2 separate regions of the Homo sapiens genome follow, and region 2 is linked to region 1. Evidence: chromatin loops called from intact Hi-C (ENCODE). Cell type or tissue: HepG2. All regions are shown on one strand. Links, peaks and the distances in the headings refer to the core of each region. The heading gives the core; the rest is flanking DNA. Region 1 has its middle 72 kb from the start of ACYP2. Region 2 has its middle 19 kb from the start of PSME4.

What was found. Peaks named below come from ENCODE experiments on the same cell type or tissue, not always from the same donor. Only the 100,000 strongest peaks of a DNase experiment are listed, where the experiment ranks them.
Region 2: a loop joins it to region 1, with 5 times the contacts of the local background. A loop is called at or near these places in 21 of 110 quality-filtered maps.

The regions. Positions count from the first base shown.
Region 1 is chr2:54,036,025-54,052,169 of GRCh38, forward strand. It overlaps a transcript of ACYP2 not described here and the pseudogene HMGB1P31. Among named protein-coding and RNA genes, the nearest start is that of ACYP2, 72 kb to the right of the region's middle. In HepG2, for the core only: no CTCF peak of the experiment used is centred there; DNase peaks (open chromatin) are centred at 8,167 and 12,307.
Region 2 is chr2:53,982,098-53,998,242 of GRCh38, forward strand. It overlaps a transcript of ACYP2 not described here. Among named protein-coding and RNA genes, the nearest start is that of PSME4, 19 kb to the left of the region's middle. RefSeq lists a silencer at 5,483-5,532. In HepG2, for the core only: no CTCF peak of the experiment used is centred there; DNase peaks (open chromatin) are centred at 5,404 and 7,604.

The sequences.
Region 1 (16,145 bases), core at 4,465-12,464:
CTGGCAGTACCTCTCCAAGCTTAGAGTAGGGGAAAGAAAGTCTTAACCTTTAGCATACATATTTCTTTTTTTGTTTGTTTGTTTGTTTGAGGCAGGGTCTTGCTCTGTCACCCAGACTGGAGTGCGGTGGCATGATCTTGGCTCACTGTAGCCTCTGCCTGCCGGGTTCAAGCGATTCTCCTGCCTCAGCTCCACACGTAGCTGGGATTACAGCAGTATGCCACCACACCTGGCTAATTTTTGTATTTTTAGTAGAGACGGGGTTTCACCATGTTGGCAGGCTGGTGTGGAACTCGACCTCAGGTGATTTCTGCCCACCTTGGCCTACCAAAGTGTTGGGATTACAGGCGTGAGCCACCGCACCCAGCCCAAAGTCCCTTTTGCCATGTAAAGTAACACTCACAGTTTCTGTGGGCATCTTTGGGGGCCTTATTCAGTGTGCCACAGTGTCTTTTAGCCCACTTCCATATATTTGATTATCTATCTTCATTCTTACTACTGAGCAGGATTCAGATTATGATTTGACTTCTCATGTAGGCTGTCTGCAGGGAGAAAATGCACAGAGCATTCACACCTTGAAGTTTCTGTCCCCAAGATAGAGATTTCTCATGGTAAGTTAGTAAAGTGTCTTCTGATGGTGAATTGGCTTCTCTTTGCCTTGACTTCAAGGAGAAAATGCACAAATTAGGCAAGCAAGAAAATTCTGGTCCATGTGAGAGTTTAATTTCTCATTGTAAATGAATAAAGTGGCATTTGAATGTCTAGGATCTCTCAGGGCCTACACCCAGGACATTGGCGGGACTGTTTCTGGACCATATCCTGAAAACTGGACACCCAACTGTGGTGCTCTGTTACCTCCTGCGTGGCCCCTGCGGTCTTCCCTGGATGATGCCTTGACTGCTTCATGGTCAGGTCCCTCTCCTCTGATTTCTAGATCACTCATTTAAGAGGACTTAGAGTTGTGTGAAGTAATGTTGTCCCTAATTAATATGTATATAATTTTACATTGAGTTTCTGGCCAAAGGACCTAACTCCTATTTTTTAATGTAGAGAAAAACTCCTTTAGAAAATATTTCAATGGACGTTAGAATTTTGTTTTGTTTTTTAAGACAGAATCTCGCTCTGTCACCCAGGTTGGAGTGCAGTGGTGCAATCTTGGCTCACTAGAACCTCTGCCTCCCAGGCTCAAGTGATCCTCTGGCCTCGGCCTCCCAAATACCTGGGATTACAGGCGCCCACCACCATGCCTGTCTAATTTTTTTGTATTTTTGGTAGAGACGGAGTTTCACCATGTTCCCTGGGCTGGTCTCAAACTCCTGTTCTCAAGTGATCCACCTGTCTCAGCTTCCCAAATTGCTGGGATTACAGGCATAAGCCACCATACCAAGCTTGTTTTGTTTTTTTGAGACAGAGTCTTGCTCTGTCACCCAGGCTGAGGTGCAGTGGCACAATCACGGCCCACTGCAGCCTCAACCTCCTAGGCTCGAGCAATCCAACCACCTCTGCCTCCTGAGTAGTTAGGACCACAGTGAACCCCTATGCCTAGTTAACTTTTAAATTTTTTGTAGAGATGAGATCTCACAATGTTACCCAGGCTAATCTTGAACTCTTGGCCTCAAGTGATCCTCCCCCCTCACCCTCCCAAAGTGCTGGGATTACAGGGGTGAGCCATAATGCCCGGCCTAAAACATGCTTTTAATTAACTTTAAAAAAGTGAATAAAATATATAGTAAAATCGAAATCAGAGTGCTTTTGAAACAAATGAAATGTAAGACTTTTAATAAGCTAGGTGGTTATCAATGGTCATATCAGAAGATTGAAAATATCAACATTATAAATATCAATAAACTATGAGAAACTTGGAAATTCTTTCAGGAATGTGAAGGTGACTTAGAGCTAGCAGGTGCTTTTCACTGTGTGCATCATGCAGATTGGAATAAATATTTCCCCAGGGTGTAAAAATCTCCGAAGCTTTCTCTCCTACACAGTGAAATTACTACAATTTAATATTCAGTGTTACCAACACCTTCCCTTATATAATAAGGAAATTAAAGCATGAAGTAGGAAAAACAAGCTGGATATATTGAGACAACTCTGGATCAACACTTCCTGGAAGGTGGGAGGACAGATTTATTCTAACCTCTGAGCGTCCTGATTCAAACATTTGTTCGGTTGTCCTTGGCCTAGGATGCCCTTATTTTTGGCCTGGTAGACACCTCCTCATTCTCCAAGATTCACATTAAGTTCAGCTTCTCTGTGAAGGCTTCTTTCACCCTAAGGGTAAGTTGACCCTTTTCCCGTCTTCTTTGCTAACACTGCATACTCTTTGTTTTTTTTGCAAATATATCTTACTTTCCACTATATGTGAGCTTCTTGAGGGCAGGGATTTAAATATATATATGTATGTATTTTATTTACTTAACATAGTACTTACTAAGTGCGTGGTGCTATTCTAAGCACTACATAAGTTATTGATCATTTAATCCTTGTAATAGTCCCATGAGGCTTATTATTATCTCCATTTTGTAGATGAGGAACCTGAAGTGCAGAGTGTTCAGTAACTTTATTCCTCTCTGTTTCACCAGAACCTAAAGGTGATTCTTTGCATACAGTAGGCATTCATTCATTCAATAAATCTTTATTGAATACTATATATATATATATATATATATATATATATATATATATACTCTTCTAAGTGCTAAGATACAGCAATGAAAAAAGATGAAAAAACCCCCACCTTTTTGGAGCTCACATTTTGGTTGTCAGAATAGGTAAAAAAAAAAAAAAAAAGATAAATAAAATAAACATTTGTTCCATAGGTGGCAATAAATTCTGCAGGAAAAAAAAGTAAAGCCAGTAAGTGGGAAAAGGAGCTCTTGAAATTGCAATTTTAGATGGGTTAACAGGGAAGGGCTCACTGAGAAGGAGATATTTGAGGGAAGGAGTTGAGTGAGTGAATGAGTGAGTCATATCTGGGGGAAGAACATCCCAGGAACAGCTAGTACAAAGGTCCTGAGGTGTCTGGAATGTTCAAGGAACAGCAAAGGGTGGGGAGCGTGCTCCTATAATAGAACAGGGAAGTGGGAAAGAAGTAGAGGGTGAGGTTGGGAGAGAATGGGCAGTGAGCAGAGCATGTAGGGCTTTAAAATAATTTTTCAAGTTGAACTTTTACTAAAAATATCTTTGGAAGTTTTTTTTTTTTTTTTTTCCCCAGCCTACATCGTGCTTTAATTTTTTTTTTCTTTTCTTCTCTTTTTTTCTTTTTCCTTTTTTTTGGCGGGGGGGGACAGGGTCCCACTCTGTGGCCCAGGCTGGAGGGCAGTGGTGTGATCTTGGCTCAAGCAACCTCTGCCTCCCAGGCTCAAGCGATCCTCCCGCCTCAGCCTCCCTAGTAGCTGGGACTACAGGTGTGCACTATCATGCCTGGCTAATTTTTGTATTTTTTCTAGAGATGGGGTTTCATGATGCTGCCCAAGCTGATCTCGAACTCCTGAGCTCAAGCAATCCACTCACCTTGGCCTCCCTAGTAGCTGGGACTACACGTGTGCACTATCATACCTGGCTAATTTTTGTATTTTTGGTAGAGATGGGGTTTCATCATGTTGCCCAAGCTGGTCTCGAACTCCTCGATCCACCCACCTCAGCCTCCCAAAGCTCTGGGATTACAGGCATGAGCCAGCACATGCAGCCCTTTGGAGGGCTTGGAGGGTTTTTGAGCAGAAGAGTGATCTTCTTGAATTTATGTTTTTATCGGTGTCACTCAGGCTTCTGTGTTTTATATTTGTTTTCTTTTGTGTGTGTGTGTGTGTGTGTGTGTGTGTGTGTGTGTGTGTGTGTGTGTGTTTTGAGACAGGGTCTTGCTCTGTTGCCCAGGCTGGAGTGTGGTGGTACAATCATAGCTCACTGCAGCCCCAAACTCCTGGGCTTAAGAGATCTTTGTGCCTTGGCCTCCCAAAGTTCTGGGATTACAGTCATGAGCCACTGTGCCTGGCCCAGGCTTCTGTGTTGAGAAGAATCTCAACATGTCAAAGATGGAAGCTGGGAGACTAGTTTGGAGGTTCCCACAGTAATTTAGGTAAAAGACAGCAGTGGTAGTAGTGGAAGTGGTGAGAATTGGTCAGATTCTGGACATATGCTGAAGGTTAATCAGACAGATCTGCTGATAGGTCAGATGTGAGGTGTGAGAGGAAAAGAAGCATCCAGTATGACTTCAAGGCTTTGAACTCTGCAACTCGGGAAAAGAAGAAAAGGAACAGGATTTGGTGGTAGGGCAGTGACAAGCAGCAATCAGGAGTTCAGTTTAGGACTTGTTAAACTTGAGATGTCTTTTATTCAAGTGATAATATTAAGGAGGCAGCTGGATATGTGAATCTGGGGTATAGGGGAGACATGCAGACCGGACACTGTTAGCACATCCTAGATGATAGTTCAAGTCATGAGACTAGAGGAGATTGCCAAATGAGTCAGTGAAGATGGAAAGCAGAAGAGGTACAAGGGCTGAATCTTGGGATGCTCCAAGTTTTGGAGGTCAGAGAGATGAACAGGACCTAACATAGAAGACTGATAATGAGCAGCCAGAGAAATAGGGGAAAGATTAGGTAAGTGCCCTTCTAAAAACTATATGGAAAGTGGTTCAGGAGGAAAGAGTAATCACATTCTACTAACTGATCAAGTAAGATGAAAATTAAGGCTTGGCTGTTGGATATAGCAACAGGAAAGTGGAGGAGATCTTGATGAGAGTGATTTAACTGAAGTGGATTGGATAAATAACTGACTATATTAGGTTTTAGAGAGGTACTGGACATGGGGAATATAGACAACCCCTAGGAAAGAAAGAAATGGAGGTAGTAGCTGAAAGAGGAAGTGAGGTCAACAGAGGGTTTTTCAAAAATGGGAGAAATAGTGTTCATAGATAGGTGGAAAAGATCCAGGGGAAAGGGATGAGCTGATGCAGGTGATTGAGAGGAGAATTGCTGGAGTGATGTCCTTGAGTAGGTGGTGTCTGGTTCACAAGGAAAGCGGTGGCCTTTTCTTTTCTTTTTTTCTTTTCTTTTCCTCTCTCTCTCTTTCTTTCTTTCTTTCTTTTTTTTTGTATTTTTTGTAGAGACAGGGTTTCACCATGTTGCCCAGGCTGGTGTTGAACTCCTGGCATCATGCAATCTGCCTGCCTCAGCCTCCTAAAGTGCTGGGATTACAGGCATGAGCCATCACGCCCGGCCAGCGGTGGCCTTTTCTAGGGGCACAGAGTGTTCCTCTACAGTCACAGGAAGGAAGCCCAGAATATGGGCATGATGCAGCGGTGGGTGTTTGTGGGAGCTCTCTTCTGATTCATTCTATTTTCTCAGTGAAATAGGAAGCAAGGGCATCAGAATGATGAGGGGAGGTGAGTAAGTATTTGAGGTTTGAGGACAGAGAAGGTGTGAAATAGTCACCCAGGAGAGTGGGAGAATAAAAGGGCCAGGGAAATTCAGTGTGGTTGTTAGCAGCATTAAGGGCTTACTCAAAACTTATGATCATGAATTTAAAGTGAGATCTCTTAGTATGGTTTGGTTCTTCACTAGTTGCATTTGGCTGCACAGGTGTACGACTGGACTATGGGGAATGTTTTCTTCAACAAAGGTTATTGTTTATTCAAGTGAGTATCTCAGTGTCAGAGGCGGCAAGGGAGCTGAGGGTACATGCAACATAATATAAGTGAGTTTAAGCTGGGTGAGGTATCAAATGAACGCATACATGAAAGAATAAATTGTTTCCCCACTTAGAATGCATTTTTTTCTTTTTAGAGTGGGGTCTTGCTCTGTTGCCCACGTTGGAGTACACTGGCACGATCACAGCTCACTGCAGCCTCAACCTCCTGGGCTCAAGCAATCCTCCCGCCTCAGCCTCCCAAGTTGCTGGGACCACAGGCATGAGACACCTCACACAGTTCTGGAATTCATTTTCTGTCTCCGGTCCATTGCTTCAAACTCACTTTATTCTTTCTTTTTTTTTTTTTTTGAGATGGAGTTTCACTCTTCTTGCCCAGGCTGGAGTGCAGTGGCACGATCTTGGCTCACCACAACCTCCGCCCCCGAGTGCAAGCAATTCTCCTGCCTCAGCCTCCCAAGTAGCTGGGATTACAGGCATGCACCACCACACCCTGCTAATTTTGTATTTTTAGTAGACACAGGGTTTCTCCATGTTGGTCAGGCTGGTCTCGAACTCTCAACCTCAGGTGATCCCCCTGCCTTGGCCTCCCAAAGTGCTGGGATTACAGGCGTGAGCCACCACGCCCAGCCCAAACTCACTTTATTCTTAATAGTCCATATAAGAACTGTACCCCCAGAAAACAAGCTTGGTGTTAAGCTATAAACGTTGCTCTTGGCTCAGAATAATTTAAGAGGAGCAAATCTTATATCATAGGTCATAGAGTACAGGGGTTATTCTGTTTAAGTTTTTCCTTAGATTGTTTAGAATTCTTCTTCCATTCAAATTTTAGCTTATTCTGGGAGCAAAACACACTGACCCAGGGTAGATGCTGGAGAGTGACTCACAGAAGTTTCCACAAACATACAACTTTTTTTTATTTTTCTTTTTGGCCAGGACTCAATATTTTTATTAGTGTCTGGTAAATGATATTTGAGTAGATCCTAATTAGGGGTGTGTGTCAAGGGGCACGATGGTGAGGGGACCCTTATTCCCTTTGGGTCCCTGTTTGGCTTCAAATTTGTATTCAGCAGGCCGAAAGAGAGGCAAATGTTACCATCTGTCCTTGGCCAGGGAAAACATATTTACAATGCAGACTCTCGTTTCACGAATCCAAGTTGGAGATCAGAGAGAGAACCAAGAAGCAACGTGGAAGACCAACCAATCTTTCTTAGGAACCTAAACACATCAGCACACCCACCATTTCCACCTCCCTATAATTTAAATATAGCACAAAATAAATGCTCTGTCTACCTTGCTCTACATAGCCATCAGTCCATGCGTAGCATGGCCACTCCCTGACCAAAGCCTTGTTACTGTATGTGGCCAGGGACCTTGGTTAATATGGGGTGTGTGTGGGGTGTGTGTGTGTGTGTGTGTGTGTGTCTGCTATTTTAAAACTAGTGGCCTAAAAATAGTTGTGTACACATAGAAAATGCATGCTGGTTGAGTGGTTGAGTTCAGGATTGCCAAACCCCAGAACTCTTAGCCTGGGAGGATGGCAAGTATAATATATCTTATTCTATTACCTGAATATCTTAACCAAGGGACAATCAAAAGGAATCCAATATACAGGCACTCCTACTCAGACCAGTGGTTCTCAACAGGGGCAGGACCACTTTTTGGATATGGTTTGGGAATTACGGATGCATTTTTGGTTATCACAGTGATTGAAGGCATGCTCAGTGGCATTTGGTGGCTGGGGCCAAGACTGACAGATGTGTGGAACAGTTCCATAGAACAAAGAAACTGTTCTGCCTGACTTTCAAATGCCCTGCAGGGCATTGATATGAATGAAAAATCTATCTATAATTATTTCAACTTAGACCCTAACTCCAGTTTTATTTCTTCTTTATTTTACACTTATGACATTGTGCTAATTAAAAAATTTTTTCCTGTGTGGAATTAGATTATATGATATATGAATTTCATTTAAAATCATGAAGGCGATGTTTTATTATATAAAGGGGATAATGGGTCTGATATGATGGAGAACTACCATGCTGGTTACTTATATGTATCCAGACATCCTTCCATGGCAAATTTACACATTATCTATAACTGCATCTAACCTTATTCATAAAAGGCAGCGATACATCAACCCCTGCAGTCCACATTTAAATCCTAAAGTGTGAAGAGTCTCGGCTGGGGGCTAGCTGTGATTCCTCCTCCTTATCCCAATTAGGAGGAAACTAAAAACAGGAACTACCCACATTTTTTAGGGAAAAGGGAATCACAGTAAAAATGTATGTGAGGATGAGAAATAAGAAGCTCCAGCTGGTGAGAAGAGCAAGGGAAAGGAGAGTTCGGGGCTGGGCATCAAATTAAGTGGAAAGCCCCATCAAGGACAGAGACGAGATCTCTCTTCTAGATCTCCATCTCCAAACACTCCCCTGCAACAGATGTACACACAGAGCCCATTGTTTTCTCTAGAAATGTAAACTGCACGTCACAGTTACTCCATACACACCACAAACAGACTCCCTTTGTTCTCAGGATATGTGTTGACACAAGAATATGTCATCCTCTCAGCTCCAGACTTTCCACTGAATAAAGGTGCCAAGGGAAAGTTTTGGAAAGCTTTTCAAAAGAAGATCTACGGCTGAGTGCGGTGGCTCATGCCTGTAATCCCAGCACTTTGGGAGGCTGAGGCGGGTAGATCACTTGGGACGAGGAGTTCAAGACTAGCCTGGGCAATATGGCGAACCCCCGTGTCTACTAAAAATACCAAAAGAAAAAAAAAAAAAGCCAAGTGTGGTGGCACAGTGCCAGGCTGAGGTGGGAGGATCACCTGAGCCCGGGAGGTGGAGGTTGCAGTGAGCTGAGATTACACCACTGCACTCCAGTCTGGGCAACAGAGTAAGACGCTGTCCCCCACTCCTGCCCGCCCCTCTCAAAAAAAAAAAGATCCTGGGAGGCAAACGGTTTATTAATCAGGACCCTACAATTACAAGGATATGAGGCCTTTTCCCATAATCAGGGTGAAGCAGCTACAAATAATCACAGCAGGAGGGAGTAATGCATGACACCACCATTTTTTTTTCTGCAATGACTTCCTGTCACATCTGCTGCCATGTTTTATGCTAGAAACTGCAGTGGAAAGTGGCTGAAGGTTTGTTGTTGTGAAACCATCCCTATAAACTTTACAAAAATTAATCAGAAAAGAAGGGAGGGACAGAAATAAAAATAAACCAAGTTTGCAGCATATTCAGCATTTATCATGAGGTCAGCTCACTCTTTGACCTGCTTCCTCATCGTCATTTAGTGCCTGTTGTATTAGAATTTCATAGATCCTGTTACAAGATTATAGTGTCCCTAAAGTGCTTTATAGATAACAACTTGAACATTATAAAATGTTAAGTTTTCCATTTGAGATATTCCTTCAGGTCCTGCATACCAATGAAACTACTGACATCAGCTGGTCTGAACGACCCCAAAAGGAGCTGACTCACCAAAGAATGCAGTTTCCACATCCTAATGATTTCATCCCCCTTATTCCAACTGATCAATGACCCCAGTTTTCCAGGTCCTCGCCCTCCACGATCCCCTTAAAAACCCCAGCCTACAATTCCTTGGGGAGATGGATTTGAGGGTCTCCTCCCATCTTCTTACTCAGCACCCTGCAACCATTAAATTCTTTCTCTGCTGCAAACCCTCCTGTCTCAGTGTATTGGCGTGTTACTATGCAGTGGGGATACGAAACTGTTGGTCTTATAACAGTGTTTTGTTTTTAAGAGAGGAGCAGGCTAATTAAAAGAGAGGTTTTAGGGACCAACCAAAGAGAAGGCTTGACATTGAAAACTCATAAAATTGTGGAACACTGGCTGGGCATGTTGGCTCACACCTGTAATCCCAGCACTTTGGGAGGCCGAGGCGGGCAGATCATGAGGTAAGGAGATCGAGACCATCCTGGCTAAGACGGTGAAACCCTGTCTCTACTAAAAACACAAAAAATTAGCTGGGTGTGGTGGCAGTCGCCTGTAGTCCCAGCTACTCGGGAGGCTGAGGCAGGAGAATGGCGGGAACCTGGGAGGTGGAGCTTGCAGTGAGCCAAAATCACGCCACTGCACTCCAGCCTGGGTGACAGAGTGAGACTCTGTCCCAGAAAAAAAAATTGTGGAACACTTTCTGCTGCTCAGTATGATGTGAAATCTCAACAAGCAAAAGGATTGGCTAGGCTGGGAGCAGTGGCTCAGGCCTGTAATCCCAGCACTTTGGGAGGCCAAGGTGGGTAGATTGCTTCAGCTCAGGAGCTCTAGAACAGCCTGGGCAACATGGCAAAACCCAGTCTCTAAAAAAATACAAAAATTAGTTGGGCGTGGTGGCACATGCCTATAGTCCCAGCTACTTGGGAGGCTGAGGTAGGAGGATTGCTTGAGCCCAGCAGGCAGAGGTTGCAGTGAGCAGTGATCATGCCACTGCACTCTAGCTTGGGTGACAAAGCCAGACCCTGTCAAAAAAAAAAAAAAAAAAAAAAAAAGGTCCAGGCGCAGTGGCTTACACCTGTAATCCCAGCAATTTGGGGGGAGGCTGAGGCGGGTGCATTACTTGAGGTCAGGAGTTCGAGACCAGCCTGGCCAACATGGTGAAACCCTGTCCCTACTGAAAATACAAAAATTAGCTGGGTGTGATGGAACACACTTGTAATCCCAGCTACTCAGGAGGCTGAGGCAGAAGAATTACTTGAACCTGGGAAGCGGAGGTTGCAGTGAACCTGCAGTGAACTGCAGTGCCATCGCACTCCAGCCTGGTGACAGAGCAAGACTGTCTAAAAAAAAAAAAAAAAAAAAGGTTGCTTGAGAAATACATGTTGTTTGTCTCCAGGCTGAATCTGTATCTCTCATGGATCAACATAAGACCTCTTTCAGTGGAGATACGGCCTCGACAAAATATTTGTTGAATTAGGTTGAGGCATGGGGATAAGGCCACAATGGAGGAAAGTGATATGAACAAAAGCAGGGCCAGCTTCAGGGGTGTATGACCTGTCCAATCACACAGGGCCCTGTGCTTAGAAGGGCTTGCACCCGTTGGTTCAATGCCTCACTATTACCATCTTGAAATTATTAATAATTTTTGAATAAGGGGGCAACACACTTTCATTTTGCAATGGACCCTTCAAATTATATAGCCAATCCTAATCAAAAGAGTGAACATCTGAGTCTGAGAGAGCTGGGTTCAAATCCAAGTTCTACCATTACCTGGCTGTATAATCTTGGGCAACTTATTTAACCTCTTTTCATCAGTAAAATAGGGACCATGATAGTGTCTACCTCATAAGGCTGTTGTGAAGACTAAAATAAACTATATTGCAGTTTTCAGTAGATATTATTCGTGTTATCATCAGTGACAAAGATTTAGATGACATTGCAAAGGCACCAAGGCACTAAGGCACCAAGCAAGGCTGGATAACTGTTTTCTAAACCCATTTTTGGGACAGATTTCTGCTCTGGATGTATATAATTGACGTCACCATCTTGTGGCAAGACAGGCCAAGATAATTTTCCTAATTGCAGGCTTCACTGACACATTTTGTGCCAGAACCGCAGGAGAGTAGGTGTTATTTCAAATCTGTGAATCATCACCACACACTCATGCATGGCATATTTCTTATAAATTTAAAAGAGTTGAACTCTAACCAAGATAATGGAGACATTATTTTAGAATGTAGAAATATGCCCATATAAAGGCAACTTGCTATTGAAAATACTTCTGCTGCGTGGCCCTGTCGAGTCATTTTATTTGCCATACAGTTATTGAATGCAATATTCCCAACCAAAGAAGGTGCAAATCAAAAAATATCACCAGACCCATTTTACTAGGACTACATACTAATTACCACCTTGCCATGAATAAATTGATTGTATTGTATTAGAATATGGTTTGGGCTAAGTTAGGAATGAAATGTGGAGGTGAGGCCAAATGGAAGCATATTTTTCCTTTTTGACTGAATACCCCCCATTAGTTCCTTGCTTATTACTATAATTAAAAGTAGTCTTTGTCAGTACTTGTTCTTTCAAAATTATTTCTGAAGTTGAGAACAAATTTTTAAAGTGTGAGATGGATTTTTTAAAAAGGTTGTAATACATTAAATATATCATGAACATTCTACTTAGACAAAAGACCGCAGCTACCATACCACGATAAGAAATTGTCTCCTCAAGAGTTGAGTCATGGTTCTAGAAGAAAACTCGTCAATGGCTAGGGAGATAGAATTGACCCTGTGATCTGGGAAGTGAGTTCTTTCCCCCAGCCAAGGCTGGTTCCATGGTTGCAGGTGAAGATCAAGTTGGTCTTCCAGGTCTCACTAAGCATTGTAACCTTGGGCTTCACTCTATTATTTAAGTCATTAGAATCTGACAAATGTAGTATTATTCATTTAGAGATGATTTTTCCTAATTTTATATATATTTTTTGTAATAAAAGTTTTTGTAGGCCAGGCGCAGTGGCTCATGTCTGTAATCCCAGCGCTTTGGGAGGCTGAGGCAGGAGGATCCCTTGAGGCCAGGAGTTTGAGACAGTCTGGGCAACACAGGAAGATGTTGTCTCTACTGAAAATAAAAAAAAGTCAGCTGAGTGTGGTGGCACACCCTATGGCCCCAGTTGCTCAGGAAGCTGAGGTGGAAGAATTGCTTGAACAAGGGAGGTCAAGGGTGCAGTGAGTGGTGATTGTGCCACTACATTCCAGCCTGAGTGATGGAGTGAGTTTTGTCTCAAGAAAAAGAAAAAAAAATTAACCATGTGTTAACAGCTACATAACAAACTTACCATTACAGCCACTTTTTAAAAATTAAATCAATTAGTTAATTTTTTTAGAGATGACAGTCTTGCTCTGTCACCCCACTGGAGTGCAGTATCATAGCTCACTCTAGTGTTGAACTACTGGGCTCAAGGGATCCTCCCACCTCAGCCACCAGAGTAGCTGTGATTACAGGCACATGCCACCATGACCTACAACCATTTTTTAAGTGTATAGTTCAGTAGTATTAAATGCATTCACATATATGGCATTTTTAAAGATATCTTCAGTGCCTAAATGTGCAGAATTGTTTTCAAATCTTTTAGATAATTAATTTAGACACTGACAAGAGGAAGTGACAGACTTGGCTCTGAAATTCCCAGGGACTGCACTTTTAGGGTTTATGAGAGCACCTCATACCAGGCAAGGGTAGGTGCACCTCAGGGCTCAGCAGGAAGCAACAGCAGGGACAAGGACAGAGATTCTCTGAGAATTTGCTATGTGTCAGTGTCTGTTCTGAGATAGGTTAGAAGTAATGAGCTGGGGCCAGGTGCAGTGGCTCACACCTGTAATTCCAGCACTTTGGCAGGCTGAGGTGGGAAGATCACTTGAGGCCAGCCTGGGAAACGTGGTGAAACCCTGTTTCTTCTAAAAATACAAAAATTAACCAGGCGTGGTGGTGCATGCCTGTAATTCCAGCTACTCAGGAGGGTAAGGCAGGAGAATCGCTTGAACCCGGGAGGCGGAGACTGCAGTGAGCCAAGATCGCGTCACTGCACTCCAGCCTGAGTGACAGAGTGAGACCCCATCTCAAAAATAATAATAATAATAATGAACTGACTAGTGCCACCCTGATCTTTTGTGAATCCTTCCACCATCTTATAAGACTGCCTTACCTCCTCAGACACTTGCCCCTGTCAATGTGTCTTTTTCTTCTCCGTGGTTTTATGCTTTCTCTATTGGCTTCCTATCCACATGTAAATATGCTGTTTCCCATTTTAATAAAACAAACCAAACCAAACAAACAAAACCTTCCCTTGTCAAAATCCTCCCTTTTAACTTTACATTCTTTTTGTGTTTGCTTATGCTTTAATGTAGGGTTTCTTTTTTCCTTTCAAAGCTGTGCAAGCATGGGCATGGTTGCAAGTGTCAAATCATTTTCCAAGGCCTTTGACAAAAAACAGCAGTCCTTGCCCCTCTGCTGCTTCTTACTCCCCCCAAACAACTATGAGTACTTTCTATTCTTTCAACCAGTATTTTTTTTAAAAAAGAGTATCTCCTCATCTCAGAATAAGAAGCTTGCTCACATTTTTCCAGCTTTGGCCATTGGGAGCTCTTTCAGATTGGCTCCACATCCCTCTTGTTTTCTGAGCAATTCCTTTCTTCCTGGCACTATACTTACTTTTTGCCAAGCTTATCTTGTATTTTCCCTTATCCAGCCCTAGAATCAGTTATTTTCCAAGGAGCCCTGGTTTCTTTCATTGAAGAGTGGTTTTTGGAAAGCCAAATCTATGCACAAGTGTGCTCATTGCTACTGGGTGGACACTGCTTCTAGGCCTTCTCAGTGGACAGTTAGAAAATAAATGCGTGTATTTCTGTGTACAGCAAGTCCTTACTTAACATCAATAGGTTCTTGGAAACTGCAACTTTAAGCAAAATGACATATAAAGAATCAAATTTTTTTCTTTTTTTTCCTTAGGACCTCATGATGCAACAGTAGAAACCAAATTTTTTTCATGAACAGTCTAAAAAATGACATTTAATGAAACATTATTTGAGGACCTGCTGTATATTGTTTCCTTTAAAGTCGCAAAGTCTTGCAGGTGCTGTGGCTCTTGCCTGTAATCTCAGCTACTTGGGAGGCTGAGGTGGGTGGATCATGTGAGGCCAGGAGTTTGAGATCAGTCTAAGCACACATAGGGAGACTCCCATCTCTAGAAGTCATTAAAAAATTAGCAGATGTGGTGGCACGTGCCTGTAGTCCCAGCTACTTAGGAGGCTGTGGTGGGATGATCTCTTGAGCCCAGGAGTTGGAGGCTGCAGTTAGCATGATATCTAGTGCACTCCAGCCTGGGTGATAGAGTGAAACCCCATCCCTGAAAAAAAAAAAAAAAAAAGAAAATAACTAAAGAAAACAAAATTTTAAACTCGCATATATGAAAGTTCATTCTTTCTACTGTGAAGTTATATGGGTTTTAAAAAATGCATAGTCATGTATACACCGCTCCAGTGCTGGGTAAAACAATTGCATCCCCCTAAAAATTGTCTTTATAGTCTCTAGTTCAATTTTTGATTGCACTTATCAAATTCCTTTGTCTTTTTAAAATTTTATTTATTTATTTTTGAGGCAATGTCTTTTTCTGTCATTGAGGCTGGAGTGCAGTAGCACCATCATGGCTCACTGCAGCCTTGAACTCCTGGGCTCAAGCAATCCTCCTGCCTCAGCCTTCTGAGTAGCTGAGACTACAGGTGTGCACCCAACTAATTAAATTTTTTTCTTTTTTTGTAGATACAAGGTCTCGCTGTTCTACCTAGGCTGTTCTAGAACTCCTAATGTCAAGCTATCCTCCTGCCTCGGCCTCCCATGCTGTTGGGATTACAGGTGAGAACCACCGTCCTTGGTCACAAATTCCTTTAAAGAGCTGTGCAATGGCTCTCACAGCCATTGCAGTACACTGAACTCCATAGAGACAGCACTGGGCAAGTGAGAACCAGACAGGCATTGGGCGACTCTGCCTCACTGAGGAAAAATAACTAAAAATGGGCAAAGGAGATCCTAAGAAGCTGAGAGGCAAAATGTCATCATATGCATTTTTTGTGCAAACTTGTCAGGAAGAGCATAAGAAGCAGCAGCCAGATGCTTCAGTCAACTTCTCAGAGTTTTTAAGAAGTGCTCAGAGAGGTGGAAGACCATGTCTGCTAAAGAGAAAAGTGAAGACATGGCAAAGGTAGAGAAGGCCCATTATGAAAGAGAAATGAAAATCTATATCCCTCCTAAACGGGTGACAAAAAAGAAGTTTGAGGATCCCAGTGCACCCAAGAGGACTCCTTTGGGCTTTTTTTCTGTTCTGTTCTGAGAATTGCCCAAAAATAAAAGGAGATCATCTTGGCCTGTCCATTGGTGATGTTGTGAAGAAACTAGGAGAGATGTGGAATGACACTGCTGCAGGTGACAAGCAGCCTTATGAAAAGAAGGCTGCGAAGTTGAAGGAAAAATATGAAAGGATATTGCTGCATATTGAGCTAAAGGAAAGCCTGATGCAGCAAAAAAAGGAATCATCAAGGCTGAAAAAAGCAAGAAAAAGAAGGAAGAGTGCCAGGCTCAGTGGCTCACACCTGTAATCCCGGCACTTTGGGAGGCCGAGGCAGGAAAATCACCTGAGGTCAGGAGTTTGAGACCAGCCTGGCCAACATGGCAAAACCCTGCCTTTACTAAAAAAATACAAAAATTAGCTGGGCGTGGTAATGCATTCCTGTAATCCCAGCTACTCGGGAAGCTGAGGCATGAGAATCACTTGAATCCAGGAGGCAGAGGTTGCAATGAGCCAAGATCGCACCATTGCACTGGAGCCTGGGCGACAGAGCAAGACTCTGTCTCAATAAATAAATAAATAAATAAATAAATAAATAAATAGAGGGAAGAGGAGGAAGATGAAGAGGATGAGGAGAAGGAGGAGGATGAAGATGAAGAAGATGATGATGCTGAATAAGTTTGTTTTAG
Region 2 (16,145 bases), core at 4,005-12,004, 54 kb before region 1:
GAAGAGATAATAACTAATGCACAAAGAGGACGTACACTCTTTCCACCTACCCCCCAGTTTTTATATGTATAAATAGGACAGGCTTTGCTCACAGGCAGACAATGGGATTATCTGCATGCATAATTTGAATAGCCAGCAAGACATTCACACTTGATCACATCTGATATTTGAAATGCTACTATTTCCAATCTATTTCTTTGTACTAAGCAGAATACCTTTTGAAATTTACAGACACATAAAAGGTATAATATATCAAATCCCTAGTTCTCCAGTGTGTATTATATATTCATTAATTCAGTAAACATTTATTTATGTCCCCAGAGTGCCAAGTCAGAGATCGTTAGATGAATGACACAGTACCTGTCCTCAAGCAGTTCACTTTCTAGTAGACTGACAGATATGAAAACAGACAAAACTATAACCAAATGTCAGCTGGGGTTTACCTATATCTTAAGATCTCTAGATAAAACTAATTCAAACTCCCTTCCACCCACTGCCTAGAATTCAATCGCTCATCCAATAAGTTTTATCAATTTTGAAAGGTGCGACTTATATTTTTATGGTCACTCTCATCTCTAACCTTTGACTCTTGCTAAACTACCCCTGTTGAGTGATTGTCTTAGCATGAGACTTCTGTTGTCCCAGTTTGGCACTGCTTCGACTCAAATGTTAAGCCTGGCTGTTTTCCTTGATTTTCACAACTTCCATACAACAAATCCTTCACACAAGACTGTGTGTGTGTGTGTGTGTGTGTGTGTGTGTGTGTGTGTGTGTGTGATATAAATAGGTTCAGGGAGAACCAGGGATTTATATGCTGGAAATGTGAACAACCTATAAGTTAGCATGAAATATTCCTTTTCGTAAAGATCCATTTCTGCATGGGTCCTATTATCATGGAGCTCACTGGTTAGAGAGGGGCAGCCAGACAGTAAACAACTCACTTCACAGGTACTTAGTTATAATTTTATTAGATGCTTTAATAGGATAAATGTTGTTCTGGTTATGTAGAACAGGGGTACCTGGACTAGGATGCAAGGCCTAGACCAAATTCTTTGAGGAAGCAACATTTGATGAATGAAGACTTGTGGAGAAGGATGATTAGAAATGATTCAGCTAAGAAAATAGGCCAGGCACAGTGTGGCTCACGTCTGTAATCCCAGCACTTTGGTAGACCAAGGTAGGAGGATCACTTGAGTCCAGGAGTTCAAGACCAACCTGGACAACATGACGAAACCCCATCTCTACAAAATATACAAAAATTAGCTGGGTGTGGTGGCATGTGCCTGTAGTCCGAGCTACTTGGGAGGCTGAGGTGGAAGAATCACTTGAACCCAGGAGATTGAGGCTGCAGCGAGATGTGATTGCACCACTGCCCTCCAGCCTAGGCAACAGAGCAAGACCCTGTCTCAAAAAAGAAAAGAAAACAGTACGAATGGAAGCTTGAGGTAGAGGAAGAATTTGGCTTGTATGAGAAATTTAAAAAACACCCATATGCTTAGGGAGCGAGATTAAGAATAGTATATACGGCTGAAGCAGAGTTAGATCACGTAGTACCTTGTAAATTGGGTTAAGAATTTTGGATTTTTTCCGAAAAGCTGCTTCAGATATATCAATACAGTGCTATGGGTAGTAACCAAATACTTGGAGGAAGTTGAAGGGGTGACAGCTGGCTCATCAAGTCTTGCAAGCAAGTTAATAAGCATATCCCCAGCAGAAGCATCGGTTTGTAGAAAGACCAAGAGTTTTCAATGGGCCCAGTTAGGCCAGGAAACAATGAGTACAATGTGATAGGAACACAGAAAATGTATATCATGGCAAGAAAAGAGACAAGAAGGTAAACTGAGGCCAGATTACAAGCAGTCATGGATGCCTTCCTAAGGTGCTGGATGCTGGGGGTTTATCCTGTAAGCATTGAGGTAGGGGCATGACACAAGGAGGCTTGTGGTTTAGAAAGATGACTCTGGGCATTTTCATCATCATCACCATCATCATCATCATAACAAAGGTACCCAGCACATTGAAGAGGCAACCAGTGGTGGACAGTGAGGTGCTTTAGAGGTAAATGATGAAGGCTAATAAATGCCTTAGTAGCTAGCAATTAGGAACAAGAGCTAATTTAAACTTCACACCAAAACTAGGTGAGGAAATTATAGCCCAGTCCCACCTGAACATAGATGGAGAAACTCAACAAAAATTCTGGCCAGGCGAGGCAGCTTATGTCTGTAATCCCAGCACTTTGGGAGGCCGAGGCAGGTGCATCACCTGAGGTCAGAAGTTTGAGACTAGCCTGGCCAGCATGGTGAAACTCCATCTCTACTCAAAATACAAAATTAGCTGGGTGTGGTGGTGCATGCCTGTAATCCCAGATAATTGGGAGGCTGAGGCAGGATAATCTCTTGAACCGGGGGGGTGGGGGTTGCAGCGAGCCGAGATCGCACCACTGTACTCCAGCCTGGGCAACAAGAGCAAAACTTAAAAAGAAATTCAAGTGAATTGAATCCAGAAAAGTGTGTGTATGCATATATTATATATTATATATATAGCATATATATAAAATATATGTAGTATGTATATAAAATACATTGGGACCAAGCAAGGTTTATTGCAGGTACACAGGGCTAGTTCAATGTCAGAAAATCTACCAATAAAATTCACCACCTTCATGCAAGACAAACCAAAACAAAACAAAACAAAACCCAACATCTTAACAAATGTTGTAGGATGAATGCAGAAAAAGCATTTATTAGTCCATGATAACAATTTTTATCAAATAAGAAAATAAAAGTGAACTTCTTAAAACCTGTTAAAATGTTTATCAAGCTCTGTACCTAACAATGAAACTTTGGAAGCCAACACATTAAACTCAAGAACAAAACAAGGATGTTAATTTTATGAATAGATTGGTCCAGGTTACACAGCATTAATAAACAATCCCAAAATCTCAGTGGCTTAGGATTTAGCATTTTTTCTTTCTTTTTTTTTTTTTTTTTGAGATGGAGTCTCGCTCTGTTGCCCAGGCTGGAGCACAGTGGCGCAATTTCCGCTCACTGCAAGCTCTGCCTCCCTGGTTCCCACCATTCTCCTGCCTCAGCCTCCCGAGTAGCTGGAACTACAGGCGCCTGCCGCCACGCCCAGTTAACTTTTTGTATTTTTAATAGAGACAGGGTTTCACATTTAGGCAGGATGGTCTCGATCTTCTGACCTTGTGATCCGCCTGCCTCAGCCTCCCAAAGTGCTGGGATTACAGGTGTGAGCCGCTGCACCTGGCCAGGATTTAGCATTTTTTTCATACTATATTCCATCTCAGGTCAAAAGGGGATCCTGCTTCATGTTCTCACTTCAGGACCCAGGCTGATGGCTATCTGGAAAATACCCAACAGAAATGTGTGTACGTATATACATATATGTTCTCCAAAAGATATCTACTTAAATGTTCATAGCAGCACTACCCCAAAGAGTCTAAAATACAGAACTATCCAAATACCTATCAACATATCAACAGTATAATGGATAAACTGTGTTTATGTTTGCACAATGAAATACCACTGCTTTAGTTGGGATATTTGACCCTCCAAACCTCATGTTGCAATTTAATCCTCAGTGTTGGAGTTGGGGCCTGATGGAAGGTGTTTGGGTCATGGGGGAGGATCCCTCATGAATGGCTTGATGATCTTCCCATAATGATGAGTGAGTTCAGGCTCTATTTGTTCCCATGAGATTTCACCTGAAAGCGAGCTGTTTAAAATAGCCTGGTTGACCAGTGCTCAGTGGCTCATGCCTGTAATCCCAGCACTTCAGGAAGCCGAGGTGGGAGGAGTACTTGAGGTCAGGAATTTGAGACCAGCCTGGCCAACATGGTGAAACCCCATCTCTAGTAAAATACAAAAAATTAGCTGGGCATGGTGGCGTTCACCTGTAATCCCAGCTCCTCGCAAGGCTGAGGCAGGAGAATCCTGGAGGCAGAGGTTGCTGTGAGCCGAGATAATGCCACTGCACTCCAGTCTGAGCAACAGAGTGAGACTCCATCTCAAAAATAATAATAATAATAAAAATAAATAAATAAAATAAAATAGCCTGGCACCTTCCCTCTTTCTGTTGCCTCCTCTCTCACCATGTGCTCTCTGCATATGCTGTCTCTTCTTCCCCTTCCACCATGAGTGGAAACAGCCTGAAGCTCTCACCGGAAGCAGATTCCCGCACTATGCTTCCTGTACAGCCTGCAGAACCTTGAGCCAAGTAAACCTCTTTTTTTTTTTTTTGATGGAGTCTCACTCTGTTGCCAAGGCTGGAGTGCAGTGGCATGATCTCAGCTCACTGCAACTTCTGCCTCCTGGGTTCAAGCGATTCTCCTGCCTCAGTCTCCTGAGTAGCTGGGATTACAGACACACAGCACCACACTCAGCTAATTTGTGTATTTTTAGTAGAGATGGGATTTCACCATGTTGGCCAGGCTGGTCTGGAACTCCTGACCTCAAGTGATCCTCGGCCTCCCAAAGTGCTGGAATTACAGGCGTGAGCCACCAAACCCGGCCTTTTTTTTTTTTTTAGATGAAGTTTCACTCTGTTGCCCAGGATGGAGTGCAGTGGTGTGATCTTGGGTCACTGCAACCTCTGCCTCCTGGGTTCAAGTGATTCTCCTGCCTCAGCCTCCTGAGTAGCTGGGATCACAGATATGCACCACCATGCCCAGGTAATTTTTGTGTTTTTAGTGAGAGACCGGTTTCACCATCTTGGCCAGGCTGGTCTTGAACTCCTGACCTCAGGTGATCCACCTGCCTTGGCCTCCCAAAGTGCTAAGATTATAGGTGTGAGCCACCGCACCCGACCAAACCTCTTTTCTTTATAAATTATCCAGTCTCTGATATTCCTTTGTAACAACACAAATGGACTAGGACAACTACACAGTAATGAGAATGAAAAATGCACAAATACATGCAACAATATGGATGAATCTTGAAAACAGAATGTTGAAGCAAAATCAGACACACAAGAGCATGTTCTGTATGATTCCATTTCTGTGTTATAACAAGCAAAACTAATTTGTGATATGAGAGGTTCACAAAGTGGTCACACCTGAGGGTAGGGTACAGAATGGAAGAGGACATGAAAAGGCCTTCTGGAGTTCTGGTTATGTCCTGTTTCTCCATCTGGGAGATGGTTACATGAGGGTGGTTAGTATGTTAAAATTCATTGAGCTGTACATTTATGATACATATCTTTTTATAGATGTGGATTATGCTTTTATGTATGTATACAAAGTTAAAAAAAAAAAAAAAGGAAGCAGTTCCAGACTTCTTTACAAAGTGTAGGCTCCTAATTCCCATTTAGCAAAGAGAACAAAGTAGTTCATCTACAGGTTTTTGTGTAAACAGAAGTTTTAGTTTCTCTTGGATAAATGCCCAGGGGTGCAATTTCTGGGTCAAATGGTAGTTGTGTGTTTCATTTTGTAAAGAAAAAACTGTCAAACAGTTTTCTAGAGTGGCTGTATCATTTTACATTCTCATCAGCATTGTAAGAGCAATCCGGTTTCTCTGCCAATACCTGATGTTGTCACTGCTTTTTATTTTAGCCTTTCTGATAAGCATGCCATGATCTCATTGTGGATTTAATTTGCATTCTTCTAATGAGTAATGATGTTGAACAGGAACATGCTTTTATGTGCTTATTTACCATTTTTATATCCTCTTTGGTGAAATATCTGCTCATGTTTTTTGCATGTTTTCTAATTGGATTGCTTGTGGGTTTTTTTGTTTGTTTTTTGGTTTTTGGATTGCTTGGTTTTTAACTGTTGAGTTTTGGGAGTTCTTTATATAGTCCAGATACTACTCTTTTGTCAGATATGTGGTTTGCAAATATTTTATTTCTGTAGTTTGTCTCTTAAAGGGATCTTTTACAGAGCAAAAGTTTTTAATATTGATGAGGTCCAGTTTATCAGTTTTTCCTTTAACGTGTCAAACTTTTATTTAGTGTGAGATCTAAGAACTAGGTTGGGCATGGTGTTGCGCACCTGTAATCCCAGTGACTCGAGAGGCTGAGGCAGGAGGATTACTTGAGTCCAGGAGTTCAAGACCAGCCTGTGCAACATATCAAGACTTCATGTCATATTAAAAGAATAATAATAATAATAATCAAAAACACTTTGCCTAGTCCTAGATTCCAAAGTTCTTTTTCTAAAAGTTTTATAGTTTTCTGTTTTACATTTAAGTCCATGATTCATCATTAGTTAGTTTTTATATGTGGCATGACATTTAGGTCAAGGTTTATGTTTTGCCTATGAATGTCCCAAGTAATTCACTTTTATTTTTTATTTATTATTATTTTTAGACAGGGTCTTGCTCTGTCACCCAGGCTGGAGTGCAGTGGCACGATCTCAGCTTATTGCAACCTCCACCTCCCAGGTTCAAGTGATCCTCTTGCCTCAGCCTCCCGAGAAGCTGGGACCACAGGCATGTGCCACCATGCCTGGCTATATATATGTATATGTATATAAATATATATGTGTGTATTTTGTAGAGACAGGGTTTTGCCATGTTGCCCAGGCTGGCATTGAGCTCCTGGGCTCAAGCAATCTGCCTGTCTCAGCCTCCCATGGTGCTGGGATTACAGGTGTAAGCCACCATGCCTGGCCCATAATTCAATTTTTGTTTTGTTTTGTTTTGTTTTTTTGAGACAGAGTCTCACTCTGTCACCTGGGCTGGAGTGCAGTGGCATGATCTTGGGTCACTGCAACCTCTGCCTCCCGGGTTCATGCGATTTTCCCTGCCTTAGGCTCCTTAGCAGCTGGGATTACAGGTGCGCGCTACCATGCCCACCTATTTTTATTGCATTTTTAGTAGAGACGGGTTTTTGCCATGTTGGCCAGGCTGGTCTTCAACTCCTGACCTCAGGTGAACTTCTGCCTCGGCCTCCCAAAGTGCTGGGATTACAGGCGTGAGCCACCACGCCCGGCCTGTAATTCAGTTTTAAATAACACCATCTGAAGGCCACCAAGAGTCCAGTCCCAGTAGGAATATTCCAAACCCAGTCATTTCTTCTCATCGTTACTCTAACATGCAGTGGAAAGGCTATCAGGCCAGCATGTGCCTGCTGGCACCATCGACTATTGTGATCTACTGTGAGCCAATACTTAAATAAGAAGACATATCTTTCAATAACAAAAAGTCAGATTGGTAGACAATTCTTTTTTTTTTTTTTTTTTTTTTTCACAGACAAGGATTCCCAGGCTCAAGCAATCTTCCTGCCTCGGCCTTCCAAAGTGCTAGGATTATAGGCATGAGCCACCATGCCCTGCCTGACAAATCTTGAGTCAGATATTAGTAAAACAAAGAATATATTTGCCCAGTTCTTTTAGGGCATAGTCCTGCTAAAATGCACCTAATGTGTGTATTTAGGGTACTTATCATAATGGACATCTGTAATTGCTTTTGGCTGCCCAGCATCTGAACCCACTTGCTAGATTCGGGACATCTCCCATTATCTAGGTCTTGGTGGGAAGTAGGCTCTGACCTCTAACTTTAGAAGCCTAAGGGATGAGATTCACCCTCTACTAACTCCCCTGACAGCCTTGTGACCCAGATTTAGCCACTATGTACTTTGTGTCTTGAGTAAGCAATGCCAAGATGAAGGGATGATAAGTGATATTGGATCTGTGGTAGCTCTAGTATTAGCAGTTTGGCATTGAGGCTGTGTTTATTGTGAGTAGTGGCTGCCTACAGTGGCCATTATGTCAAATACTAGAGATGTCCTATGTTGGTGGTGGCAGCAGCATCTCCACCAGACTGTTCCTGCCACTCCTACTCCCTTGGTCCCAGCCAATTGTTTGAGAATGTTTTCATCATTTCTCATCACTTCTGTGAGTTACATAAACCCTTTTCTTTTCTTTTCTTTTTTTTTTTTTTTTGAGATGGAGTCTTGCTCTGTTGCCCAGGCTGAGTGCAATGGTGTGATCTCGGCTCACTGCAACCTCTACCTCCTGGGTTCAAGCAATTCTCCTGCCTCAGCCTCCGGAGTAGCTGGGTCTACAGGCATGCACCACTACACCTGGCTAATTTTTGTATTTTTAGTAGAGGCAAGGTTTCACCATGTTGGTCAGGCTGGTTTTGAACTCCTGACCTCAAGTGACTTACCCGCCTCGGCCTCTCAAAGTGTTGTGATTACAGGCATGAGCCACCACTCCTGGCATATAACACTTTTCAGTAAATTCATCTTCTATTTAATTTAGCCAGAGTTCACTTCTAACAAGCAAGATAGTTGATATATCAAGAATCCTAGCTGGGAGCTGTGGCTCATGCCTGTAATCCCACCACCTTGGGAGGCTGAGGCAGGTGGATCACCTGAGGTCAGGAATTTGAGACCAGCCTGGCCAACATGGTGAAACCCCAAATATACTAAATATACAAAAATTAGCTGGGCGTGGTGGCGGCCACCTGTAATCCCAGCTACTTGGGAGGCTGAGGCAGGAGAATCTGTTGAACCCGGGAGGTGCAGTTTGCAGCGAGCCGAGATGGCACCATTGCACTCCAGCCTGGGAGACAAGAGCAAAACTCCGTCTTACCAAAAAAAAAAAAAAAGAAAAAAAAAGAAAAAGAATCCTCACTTTCAGCAAATTAGCATAAAGCAGTGGTTGAGAGAGCTTCTACTGTCAGAGTTTCTGATTCAGTAGGTCTGCAGATGACCTAAGAATTTGCGTTTTTTTTTTGTTTTGTTTTTTGTTTTTTAAGGCAGAGTCTCGCTCTGTCGCCCAGGCTGGAGTGCGGTGGCGCGATCTCGGCTCACTGCCAGCTCCGCTTCCTGGGTTCACGCCATTCTCCTGCCTCAGCCTCCCGAGTAGCTGTGATTACAGGTGCCCGCCACCACGCCCGGCTAATTTTTTATATTTTCAGTAGAGACGGGGTTTCACTGTGTTAGCCAGGATAGTCTAGATCTCCTGACCTTGTGATCCGCCCGCCTGGGACTCCCAAAGTGCTGGGATTACAGGCGTGAGCCACCGTGCCCTGTCGAGAATTTGTGTTTCTAACAAGCTTCCAGGTGATGCTGCTGGTCAAGTGTTCAAAGGTATGCTGCTGGTCATCATCAGATGTTGTGATTTTATAATTTTCTCTCAAATGTTGCTGAGTAGCATTCTATGAACATACCATAGTTTGCTTATCCATTCATCTGTTAATGGACGTTTTGGTTGTTCCCAGTTTCTGGGTATTACAAATAAAGCTTCAATAAATATTCATGTATAAGTCATTGTATGGACATATAACTACTTTTCTCTTGGATACATACCTAGGCATAGAATGGCTGGTGTATGTGTAACTTTTTTTTCTTTTTTTTTTTTTGAGATGGAATTTCACTCTTTCGCCCAGGTTGGAGTGCAGTGGTGCGATCTTGGCTCACTGCAACCTCTGCCTCCTAGGTTCAAGTGATTCTCCTGCTTCAGCCTCCTGAGTAGCTGGGATTACAGGCATGCGCCACCACACCTGGATAATTTTGTATTTTTAGTAGAGACAGGGTTTCTCCATGTTGGTCAGGTTGGTGTCGAACTCCCGACCTCAGGTGATCCACCTGCCTCAGTCTCCCAAAGTGTTGGGGTTACAGGTGTGAGCCACTGTGCCTGGCCGTATTTCATCTCATATATTGATTTTACCTCATTCACCCTGCTCCAGGCACTCCGACCTTCTCTCAATTTTTTTTAAGTTTTTTATATTTATTTATTTTTATTTAGCGATGAGGGCTAAGTATGTTGTACAAGATGGAGTGTAGTGGCTATTCACAAGTGCGCTCATAGGGTACTGCAGACTCGAGCTCTTGGCCTAAAGCAATCCTCCTGCCAAGCCTCCCAAGTAGCTAAGACTACAGGCACATGACACCACACCCAGCTTCTTTCAATTTCTTGATCAAGCCAAGCTTTTTCACAATGTAAGAGCTCTTGCCCCTCTTTCCCTCCTTCCTTCCTCCCTCCTTCCCTCCCTCTTTCCTTCCTTTTTTCCCCTTCCTTCCTTCCTTCCTTCCTCCTTCCCTCCCTCCCTCTCTCCCTTTCTTCCTTCTTTCTTCCTTCCTTTCTTTCTTTCCTTCCTTCCTACTTTTTTTCTTCCTTCCTTCTTTCTCCTTCCTTCCTTCCTTTCTTCTTTCTCCTTCCTTCCTTCCTTCTTTTCACCAGTGTCATAGTAAGCACTTACTTTTAATTTTAACCTAGTGAGTGAACCAAGCACTTAAATTTACTCTAAGTGCAATGGAAACCTATAGACAAGTTTTTAATCAGGAAAATGATATAAATTGATTTAAACTTTCAAAAGATCTCTCCTGACTCTGAATGGACTATAGATTATAAGGGGATAAGAATGAAAGTACTGTGACTAATTAGGAGGCGTTTTCAGCAATTCAATGAGAGATGACAATGGCTTGTATCACGGTAGAAGTAGTGCCAACGGTGAGAAGTACTCAGAGATGAGAAATATTTTGGAGGTCGGGTGCGGTGGCTCACGCCTGTAATCCCAGCACTTTGGGAGGCTAAGGTGGGCAGATCACCTGAGGTCAGGAGTTTGAGAACAGCCTGGCCAACATGGTGAAACCCCGTCTCTACTAAAAATACAAAAATTAGCTGGGCATGGTGGTGTGCACCTGTAGTCCGAGCTACTTGGGAGGCTGTGGCAGGATAATCACTTCAAACCAGGAGGCTGAGGTTGCAGCGAGCTGAGACCACACCACTGTACTCCAGCCTAGGCGACATAGTGAAACTCCATCTCAAAAAAAAAAAAAAAAAGTTTTCCAGTGACGGGAAGCAAAAGAAGGAGAAGTAACTTAAAGAGAATACGCATCAGAAAAAAGGTTTTATGGCCAGCCATGGTGGCTCACTCACACCTGTAATCCCAGCACTTTGGGAGGTCAAGGCAGACGGATCACTTGAATCCAGGAGTTCGAGACCAGCCTGACCAACATGGTGAAACCCTGTTTCTACCCAAAATACAAAAATTAGCCAGGTGTGGTGGCACATGCTTATAGTCCCAGATACTTGGCAGGCTGAGGCACGAGAATCGCTTGAACCCAGGAGGCAGAGGTTGCGGTGAGCCGAGATGGCACCACTGCACTTCAGCATGGGCGACAGAGGTTGACAAGAAAAGGTTTTTGCTTTGTTTCGCTTTCTCAGATGAGAGATGCTAGCCCATCTTTGGGATCAGAAATCAGAAGTTATTAGAAAGAGAGAGATGATGGTGTGGAGAAGGAAGGATTAGATCCAAAGGGCAGGAGTGAAATGAAGGAAGGAGGGACACTCCCACTGTTGAAACTGGAAGGAAGAAAAAAAAAGTACAGGTGCAGATTGAATCATAGATTTGGGAATCAGGCCGGGCGTGGTGGTTCAAGCCTGTAATCCCAGCGCTCTGGTGGGCAGATCACCTGAGGTCAGGAGTTCCAGACCAACCTAGCCAACGTGGCGAAACCCCATCTCTACTAAAAATACAAAATTAGCTGGGTGTGGTGGTGGGCATCTGTAGTCTCAGCTCCTCGGGAGGCTGAGGCACAAGAATCGCTTGAACCTGGGAGGCAGAGGATGCAGTAAGCCAAGATCATGCCACTGCACTCCAGCCTGAGCGACAGAGTGAGGGAAAAAAAAGGATGAAAAAAAAAAAGATTTGGGAATCAAAAGATAAGCTATTTCTGGTAGTCTCTATTTTCCCGGAGAAGTAGGCAACACCCTCAGTTGGGAGTAGAGGGTTGTGGAAAAGACGTGGAAGTTCAGAGAAAAAAAGTAGAAAGTTGAGAATTTGTAAAGTAAGGAAGAAAATAATTTGGGAAAGAGGATGTATAATATAGGAAACTGGGCCAGGCACGGTGGTTCACGCCTGTAATCCCAGCGCTTTGGGAGGCCGAGGAGGGTGGATCACCAGGTCAAGAAGTTGAGACCATCCTGGCTAACACAGTGAAACCCCGTCTCTACTAAAAATCGTACAAAATATTAGCCAGGCGGCTGGGCGTAGTGGCTCACGCCTGTAATCCCAGCACTTTGGGAGTCCAAGGCGGGCGGATCCCGAGGTCAGGAGATCGAGACCATCCTGGCTAACACGGTGAAAACCCTTCTCTACTAAAAATACAAAAAATTAGCTGGGCGTGGTGGCAGGCGCCTGTAGCCCCAGCTACTCGGAAGGCTGAGGCAGGAGAATGGCCTGAACCCAGGAGGCGGAGCTTGCAGTGAGCAGAGATCGCGCCCCTGCACTCTAGCCTGGGTAACAGAGCAAGACTCCGTCTCAAAAAAAAAAAAAAAAAAAAAAACGAAAAAAAACAAAATATTAGCCAGGCATGGTGGCACGTGCCTGTAGTCCCAGCTACTCGGGAGGCTGAGGCAGGAGAATCACTTGAACCCAGGAGGTGGAGGTTGCAGAGAACCAAGATTGCACCACTGCCCTCCAGCCTGGGTGACAGAGTAAGACTCAGAAAAAAAAAAAAAAAAAAGAGGAAACTGGCAGGAAAGAGGTCATGCTGGGGTGGACTATGAGAGGCAATAATTCGAAATTATATCGTGGAAATGCTTCAACCTCTACCAAGACCTACTTCAAAAGGAAAATCTTGTGTTGAGTAGCAGTTAAAAATGGAATAAGATATCAGACCTTCAACCAAATAGTTCTTAATAGCTCAAAACTACTATAGGATAGCAATTTTATTCCCAAATTATTCTAGAACTGAATATCTGAAACTCAGTGACCAAAAGCCAGTCAACCAATCTTCCACAGCCTAATACACACACATAAAATATACCTCTGGCATTACATTATAACTTCCCCCATCAAACAAAACAGGAAGAGTGGTTATGTTGGGCTGATAGTGTAAGATGGTCTGTCATGTAGCGTTTCCGTTATATTCTGAATTTGAGTTGGTATACCATGTGACAGTTCTTTATATATATGTTTTCAACACCGCTATGACAAGAGTGTCTTTCTGTTTTTGCGTCAGTGTCTCATGAAAAGAAGACATAAAGAATATTCAAAAGAAATTTTAAGAATCTTTGTTATCTGAAGGTCGTATCTTTAGTGCATGTTCTGTCTCTCATAGTTGCTAAACTCTAGCTGCAGCTCTTCTCTCAGAGAACTGCTCTGTCCTGCCCATCTATCCCATTATGACTTTCAGTTGTGAGATGAAGATATCTGTTTGAGAAAAAAAATTGGTTCCTCTAAATAGAGAAATGTCCAAATAGCTACTTTAGTCTCTTCTTTAATCTCAAGTTACATCAGAGAAAAGATTTCAGCATGTATAAAACATCCATATCTACAGTGACCTTGGTGTTTTTCTCAATGCATAAATCATCACATTTCTTCATTTTCTAGTGCATGAAATAATTAAACTTAAAATATCTTCTTTAATTCTAGACACAATTAATTCAATGCTATTATTTTTTATTTATTTATTTATTTTTTATTTATTTATTTATTTATTTATTTATTTTTGAGACAGAGTCTCTTTCTGTTGCCCAGGCTGGAATGTAGTGGCATGATCTCAGCTCACTGCAACCTCCGCCTCCTGGGTTCCAGGGATTTCCAGCTAATTTTTTTATTTTTAGTAGAGACAAGGTTTCATCATGTTGGCCAGGCTGGTCTCAAACTCCTGACCTCAAGTGATCTGTCTGCCTCGGCCTCCCAAAGTGCTAAGATTACAGGTGTGAGCCAGCTCGCCTGGCCTCAATACTATTAATTTTTTACTTATGTAAATTTTGTAGGGTGTAACTTCCCACATATTTCCAAAGCGTTTTTATATTTAACACTAAAGACCCACAATGGGCTGGGCACGGTCGTTCACGCCTATAATCCCAGCACGTGGGGAGGCCGAGGCGGGCGGATCACCTGAAATCAGGAGTTTGACACCAGCCTGGCCAACGTGGTGAAACCCTGTGTCTACCAAAATTACAAAAAATTAGCTGGGCTTGGTGGTGGATGTCTGTAATCCCAGCTACATGGGAGGCTGAGGCAGGAGAATTGCTTGAACCTGGGAGGTGGAGATGGCAGTCAGCCTAGATTGTGCCACTGCACTCCAGCCCGGGCAACAAGAGCGAAACTCTGTCCCCACCACCCAAAAAAAAAAAGACTCACAATGTACAAACGGCTATTCTAGGCATAGTTGGTTCTAAGAGAATAAGATTCCTTGATAGATACATCCAGCTTTTCTATTTAGAGTTGTGTAGTTTTGGGTCCTTCAGGAAGCAGACACTGAAATAAAGTTGGAAGTGCAAGAAGTGTAGGGGGTGGAATGGTGATGGGGATGTACACCTATGAGAGATAAAAAAGGAGGATGGAGGATTGGGTAAAGAAAGCCTTCAGATCTGGATGCTGATCTGATATCTGTGAAAGGAAAGAGGGGAGTAAAGAGGATTGGGCCAGGAGAGCCTGAGACTTTGATATATATTGAGCAAAGTCTCAGCCTACTTAATGGGGAGATGAAGAGCAAAGATTGCCTGTTAAGAGAAGTTTTGCAATGGGTAGAACTGGTCCTGTTAATGCTGCCATGATCAGCCACTGGTATGGGCTGCCTGGGAAGATCATAACCTCAGCTTGCTGTGGTAGATTCCAAAGGTGCTGCAGCTGATGGCCATTAGCTAAGTGTATTCTTTCAGCTAAAAGGAGATCCAAGCAATGTACTTTCATGCCTGCTACATCAGCTGTGCCCCTTTTGCTAATATTGCTCTCCTCATGCATTTCAGATCTATGCTTCACAAGTACAGAGCACAGACTGTTGCACTGTCTCCTAATTCTTCTTCTTTGACCATTCCCTCATCTCTGTATTAAATACTTTTAGCAGATTAATCTTTCTAAAAGATCATTTTTACCTTGTCAGTCTTTTGCTCAAAAATGTTGCGTCTCCCTATTATGTACAAAATAAAGCCCAGACTATTTAGGCTGATACTCAAGGCTGACACACGACTAGCCCCAATCTACCATTCTGTTTTTATATAACTTTGTGTCCTCTGTGGTCAACATATGTGGAACCTATTCACTATCTCCCCAATATTCGTTTGTATTTACAGATCTCTTGTTGCTCACATAATACCTTCTACCCCATTTGACAAACCATTCTCTCTTCTATCTACCTATCAAAACCAAACCTATCTTTGAAGGATTACATTTACTCTCCTATAGAAAGTATGGTAGGTATACTATAGTACAGTATAGTATTGACCCTTCCTCAGAAGTATATCAATATGTCTCGCCCTTGTTCATATTTTTCCTTCTTTTTAAAATTATTATTATTGTTTTTTGAGACAGAGTTTTGTTCTGCTGCCCAGGCTGGAGTGCAGTGGTGCAATCTCAGCTCACTACAACCTCTGCCTTCCGGCTTCAAGTGATTCTCATGCCTCAGCCTACTGAGTAGCTGGGACTATAGGCATGCACCACCAAGCCCGGCTAATTTTTGTATTTTTAGTAGAGAGAGGGTTTCACCATGTTGGTCAGGCTGATCTCGAACTCCTGACCTCAGGTGATCCACTCTCCTCGGCCTCCCAAAGTGCTGAGACTATAGGTATGAGCCACCGCACCCGGCCATATTTTTCCTTCTTTTAGTACTCAAGTTTTAATGAGGACATATCTCTTTTTCAGCTCTATGTCATTTCCTTTGGTGTAATAGGAGCACAGTGTTTATACTTAGCAACTACTCCATGACTGAATTAAGAGATAGATGGGGAATAGATTAAGAAGCCACTACAGAATTGCAAAAAATAAAATAAAATAAAGTGAGTTAAAATGTCAGGGTAATATAGGAAAATACATTGGGAAATGAAAAAACACTCCATGTGACTGTTTCACGGAAATGAATGACCCTCTTCCTCTTCTGTTTCTTTCTTAGGTAAAGACTAGGGCAGAATTCTATACCCAAGGTTCAGACCTATTGAGGCTATTTATGAATAGACTTTGGTGGTGTTTGCTGATCAAAAACTCTTTGAAATGTATAAAAAAACTTGTATACACGTGTATTTGCATTTTTTCTAGGAATAGGATCTGTCTCTTTTATCTGAGTTTCAAGGGGTCTGTGATCATAAAAGGATTTAAAACAACTTGACCAGAATTTGGGGCCTTAGAAGAGAGGTCAAGTAGTGTTGAACAAGATTTGGCAAGTAGTAGGTCACTGGTAATCTTAAAGAAAATAGATTCTGAAGAATGAAGAAAGCAGAAGCCCATGTC